Regions from separate parts of the Homo sapiens genome. Here region 2 is linked to region 1. Evidence: chromatin loops called from intact Hi-C (ENCODE). Cell type or tissue: Panc1. All regions are shown on one strand. Each heading gives the region's core, and the rest is flanking DNA. Links, peaks and the distances in the headings are about the cores only. Region 1 has its middle 3.6 kb from the start of GPR37L1. Region 2 overlaps IPO9 (importin 9).

What was found. A loop is a pair of places that touch in the nucleus more often than their neighbours do. Peaks named below come from ENCODE experiments on the same cell type or tissue, not always from the same donor. Only the 100,000 strongest peaks of a DNase experiment are listed, where the experiment ranks them.
Region 2: it touches region 1 in a loop (4-fold over the local background); 14 of 110 quality-filtered maps call a loop at or near these places.

Annotation. Positions count from the first base shown.
Region 1 is chr1:202,117,906-202,120,816 of GRCh38, reverse strand. No RefSeq gene overlaps it. Among named protein-coding and RNA genes, the nearest start is that of GPR37L1, 3.6 kb to the left of the region's middle. RefSeq lists a cis regulatory region at 1,468-2,035 and an enhancer at 1,931-2,616. In Panc1, for the core only: CTCF peaks have their summits at 1,422 and 1,640 (motif pointing right); DNase peaks (open chromatin) are centred at 1,686 and 1,958; H3K27ac peaks cover 908 bases.
Region 2 is chr1:201,876,701-201,879,611 of GRCh38, reverse strand. IPO9 (importin 9) reads right to left here. Exons shown (of 24, transcript NM_018085.5): 24 at 1-2,911. Among named protein-coding and RNA genes, the nearest start is that of SHISA4, 11 kb to the left of the region's middle. In Panc1, for the core only: CTCF peaks have their summits at 1,305 and 1,582 (motif pointing left); no DNase peak of the experiment used is centred there.

The DNA of each region.
Region 1 (2,911 bases), core at 173-2,672:
CCCCGTCTCTACTAAAAATACAAAAAAAAAAAAATTAGCCACGCGTGGTGGCAGGCACCTGTAATCCCAGCTATTTAGAAGGCTGAGGCAGGAGAATCACTTGAACCCGGAAGGCGGAGGTTGCAGTGAGCTGAGATTGCGGCCAATGTACTCCAGCCTGGGCGACAGAGCAAGATTCCATCAAAAAAGAAAGAGAAAAGGAAAGGAAGTTGGGGGAGGGGAGGGGAGGGGAGAGGAGAGGAGATGAGAGGTGTGCTATTTGGGGATTTGGGTAACTAGAATCATCCATCATCTGCAGCATCACCACTCACCAAGTGCCACACTCTGTGCTAAATGCTTGCTATAATTGTCACTTAATCTTTATATTATTACCCTAGACTCTGAAAGGTAAGGCAACTTTCCTAAGAACACACAGCTAGTGAATGACAGCTGGGATCCAAATGTAGGTTTGTCCAACTCCAAAGCTAAAACTCTTTTTTTTTTGAGACAGGGTCTGGCTCTGTTGCCCTGGCTGGAGTGCAGTGGCATGATCTTGGCTCACGGCAACCTCAGCCTCCCAGGCTCAAACAATCTTCCCACCTCAGCCTCCAGAGTAGCTGGGACCACAGATGTGCACCACCACACCTGACTAATTTTTGTATTTTTAGTAGAGACAGGCTTTTTGCCATGTTGCCCAGGCTGATCTCAAACTCCTGAGCTCGAGTGATTTACCCGCCTCAGCCTCCCAAAGTTCTGGGAATACAGGTGTGAGCCACCTCACCCAGCCCAAAGCTGAAACTCTTAACCACTCCTTTGTGTGACTTCACAGAATTCTAACATAGGAAGAGATGCTAGAGATAATCTACACCAACCTTCTTATTTTTCAGGAGTGGAAACGGAAGTCCAGAGAAGCCAAGTGACCAGGCCAGGCACTTGGCAGTCCTGTCTCTGCTGTGGGATCCTCAGTGCTCCACAGGCACGTGCCAATACAGTATGGACCCAAGCCCAGGGCTGGTACGTGTGAGCAGAATAAATGTTAGTTCTCTGCTCTTTAAAAAAAAAAAAATTCAGAGACAGAGTCCTGCTCTATTGCCCAGGCTAGAGCACAGTGACATGATCATACTCACTGCAGACTTGAACTCCTGGGATCAAGCAATCCTTCCACCTCAGCCTCCAGAGTAGCTAGGACTACAGGTGCACACACCCTGCCTGACCTTCTGCTTCTTATTTTATTTTATTTTATTTTATTTTATTTTATTTTATTTTATTTCAGAGACAGGGTCTCGCTCTGTCACCCAGATTGGAGTGCAGTGGCAGGATCTAGGCTCACTGCAGCCTCAACTCCTCCTGGGCTCAACTGATCCTCCCACCTCAGCCTCCCAAGTAGCTGGGCCCACAGGCACATGCCACCATGCCCAGCCTTTTGTGTTTTTTTTGGTAGACATAGGGTCTGCCTGTATCACCTAGGCTGGTCTAGACCTCCTGAGCTCAAGCAATCCACCCACCTCAGCCTCCCAAAATGGTGGGATTACAGGCGTGAGCTACCGTGCCCAGCCTCTTTATGCTCATGGATATGCCTCCATCAAACCTCACATTTGGCCTCACACAGAGTAGGTGCTCAATAAACACTGAATGCCTGAAAGGGCACCCCCTTGTGCCGGTCTCTGTGAGAACGGTTGGAACATCAGAGGCCACTAGGTGGAACCAAATGTCCAGTGATGGTAGTTAAGGGCCTGGCCTCAGCCCTTCACCCCATCGGATCTTAACCCATCCCACTCTGCCCAGGTCCTGCCCACAGACCTTCTGTGGCTGTCTGAGAAGGCCATCTGAAAAGAGATGATAGGGGACAGGGTGGGTTCCCAGGGGCTGAGACTAAAGGGATGGGGGATGTGCCTACTCTTCCCCTCCACCCCCCTGGAGGGTGCCCAGCATGGGTCCCCCAAAAGTACTTTTCTCCTACCTGTAGTTCTACTTTAGGAAGATTCCTCTCTCTGGACAAGCTGGAGCCATCTCCCCTATTCAGAAGCATGCCAGGCAGAGATGGAAGGCTTTCCTAGCCCTTGGGAGTGTCTCTCCATGATCCCAGGAATTCCCCATTCCTCTCCCTGGGAGTTTCCCCAGTGCTGGCTACAGAAAAGGTACTTAGCTGGGGCCGGGCGCGGTGGCTCACGCCTGTAATCCCAGCACTTTGGGAGGTGGAGGTGGGCGGATCACGAGGTCAGGAGTTCAAGACCAGCCTGACCAACATGGTGAAACCCCGTCTCTACTAAAAATACAAAAATTAGCTGGGTGTGGTGGTACACGCCTGTAATCCCAGCTACTCAGGAGGCTGAGGCAGAAGAATCGCTTGAGCCTGGGAGGCAGAGGTTGCAGAGAGCCGAGATTGTGCCACTGCACTCCAGCCTGGGCTACAGAGCGAGATTCCGTCTCAAAAAAAAGAAAAGAAAAGGTACTTAGTTGGAACCGGGTGGGAGGGAAGCACTGAGGTGGCACTGAGGGCATCTGAGCTGGTGTGGAAGTGCCACCCATGAAAAAAATGAGCGAATGTTGTACTGAGCAGATTCCATGTGCCATGCATTCTCCAGCCAAGAGCACACTCTGGAATCAGACTGCCTGGATTTAATTCCTGGCCCTGCCACTTACTAACTGTGTATGTGACTTTGGTCAAGTATGTAACCTCTGTCCCTCGGTTGCCTCATCTGCAACGTGAAGATAATAACAGGCTTGTTGTGAAGATTAGGATTAAATGCTGGGTGTGGTGGCTGTCCCCTCCCAGCACTTTGGGACGCCGAGGCAGGAGGCTATCTTGAGCTCAGGAGTTCAAGACCAGCCTGGGCAACATGGCAAGACCCTGTGTCTACAAAAAATACAAAAATTAAGGCCGGGCGTGGTGGCTCACGCCTGTAATCCTAGCACTTTGGGAGGCCGAGGC
Region 2 (2,911 bases), core at 115-2,614, 240 kb after region 1:
GTTTGGATCCTAAATTTGGATTCTAAATTGTCATCCTTCCTAAGGGTTTCTTATTATCTAAAAATTTGATCAGCACTCCTAATTTACTAGTACTATCTCTTGTGTAAATGGCTTCAAATTCTTTTGTGGAATGGGTAAGGCATAAAAAAAGTCATCTGTCACTAATATCAAAGGAGGGGCCAAGGACACAGCCCTGGGGGAACTTACCAGGTCAACCCACAATGGGTGAATTTATAGTTTGTTAGTTAGTGGTCAGTTACCAACTTCTCTGTCTGTCTAATGCTTTGACTAAAATGTCCAGATTATTTACCTAGTTAACAAAATTAAAGAAGATTCTAAGACCAGTTTAGCATCATTTTCTCTGAAGTCCATAATGAATGTCTGTTAAACTCTCGTCACTCTTATTTAGGTGCTTTTGGGTCATTTGTTGTAGGTTCATTCTCCCAAATCAATGTCACATATACGTCTGTAACTTGTGTTATCAGCTTCCTTCCTAGGGCTTTAACTTCTTTTCAGTCTTATAGCATTCCTTCCATTTTCCTTTCAGTTCACTCCAATAAAAGCTCGACAAACTCCTGGGAGCCCCTTGGTGCCCCAGCTGCTGTTTACCAGTCAGGAGACTAAAATGTCTCAGAGCAGCTAAGTGCTCTTTTTTATTTTTACCTCATTTGTCTTACCTTGAACTTTTTAGTTCCTTGTAACCACTTAGCCCTGCCCTTTTCAGACTGAAGCTAGTTCTCTTTGGCCAAAGACAGGAGACAAAATATGGTCTAGAGTTTCTGTCAACATGTACTGGCCTCCAACAGATCTTTTTTCTTCCTGCTGACACTGGACACAGTCTCTCCACTCTTTTTCTCATCAACAGAATGGGAATATCCACTCTGTGAACCTGTTATAAAGGTTAAATGGGATAATGTATATGAAAATGCACTGGAAACACAATTAAGTACCTGCACATCGAGGGGTCCAAGACCTTCTGCTCTCACCCACAGCCGAGTATCTGTTAGCCAGGGGTAGCCCTTAAGTGTTACTAGGGCCCTTTCCTCAGGACTCAAGTTCTCCTGAGGCAGGATGCCCAGTCCTCCCCCAAATCAGCATGAGAGCAGAAAGGACCCTTGCCAAAGGATTTAGGACCACTTTTGGCACTAGATATAGAATGTTTGTCTAATTAGCAGACGCAGAGGGACCCCCATCATTCTCAGTCTGTGTGTGGGAGCCTTAAGCCTTCCCAAGCTCAGCAGTTCAATGCTACTGGCATGAGACCATTCTTTTGTGCCAATATCAGAGGCTGACTTGGCCTTATGCCTTTAGCACCAAATCCGACTGGCACTGCCTTGAGATAAACTATGGAGTCTGCAAGGCCGAGGGTGGTTTTCTCAGCACCACTTGGTCAGATCTGCCATCATTTCCCCAGTATCAGCAACTCCCACAATGCCATGTGAAGCAGCAGGGGCACAAGCAGTTAGCCTCAGAACCTGGCTGGCATGGGACGACTGTGAACATGCCCGCAGGCTTCTCAAAGGTAGTAAAAACTTTTAACTCTACTTCTTCCAATCTCAGTCATGGAGGTTGAACACTGGGGACACCTAGTGGCATGAAGAAATTACCAGCTACAATATCCTTGGGGCCATCCCCTTGAGTGGAGATTCAGATTCACTTTATATTCTTTCTCTTTTTTTTTTTTGAGACAGAGTTTCGCTCCTCTTGTTGCCCAGGCTGTAGTGCAATGGTGCGATCTTGGCTTACTGCAACCTCTGCCTCCCAGGTTCAAGCGATTCTCCTGTCTCAGCCTCCCGAGTAGCTGGGATTACAAGTGCATGCCACCATGCCTGGCTAATTTTTGTATTTTTAGTAGAGACAGGGTTTCATCATGTTGGTCAGGCTGGTCTCGAACTCCTGACCTCTGGTGATCCGCTGGCTTCGGCCTCCGTAAGTGCTGGGATTACAGGTGTGACACACCACGCCCAGCCTATATTCTATTTCTTCTTTGTGAGAATATCAATCTAAAGAAATATCCTGTGGTTATTAAAAATGGGGCACCAGATGTGGGCACTACCAAAAAAAGGGGAACACAGGTTTCATCTTTCTCCCCATGATTTGTGTGTGTGTGTGTGTGTGTGTGTGATTGAGTCTTGCCTTGGAATGCAACGGTGTGATATCGGTTCACTGCAACCTCTGCTTCCCAAGTTCAAGCGATTCTCCTGCCTCAGCATCTCAAGTTAACTGGGATTACAGGCATGCACCACCATGCCCAGCTAATTTTTGTATTTTTAGTAGAAATGCAGGTTTCACTGTGTTGGCCAGGCTAGCCTCAAACTCCTGATCTCAAGTGATCCGCCCATCTCAGCCTCCCAAAGTGCTAGGATTACAGGCGTTAGCCACCGCGCCCAGCCTCTCTCCATGATTTTCTAATCCTCATTTACTCTTTGAACCCCAAACAGACTAAACTTCCCAATTAAGGAATCTCCCTTAAAAATATTTGATTAAACAATGCCAGTTCTTTAAGAATCATTTCAGGCTATGTTTGCCAAGACACACTAGAATGTTTAGACAGGCTCCACCTAATCCTTTCCCCCATTACTTTTACTTACCTTCTAAAGGGAATAGAAGGCAAACAGGTGCTGAGACACCTTATACCATGCAACTAAATTCATTTGTAAAGATTACTTTACTGTCCTAGAAAAATACATGTTGCAAATTTGAGGGCTACAACTTAAGCACTTTAGAGGCTTCCTGAGGGAAAGGGGATAACCTTTGAATATCAGACTCTGTGGTAATGTGTGGGAGAGGCATATTAAATATAGTTGGGTCAGGTGGATTTAAAAAAAATCCCTTTTCCCCATTTTTTTTTTTTTTTCTAAAAAAGGAAGATCAAATTGCCATCTGTCTGGCTTATTTTGTGTGTGCATGT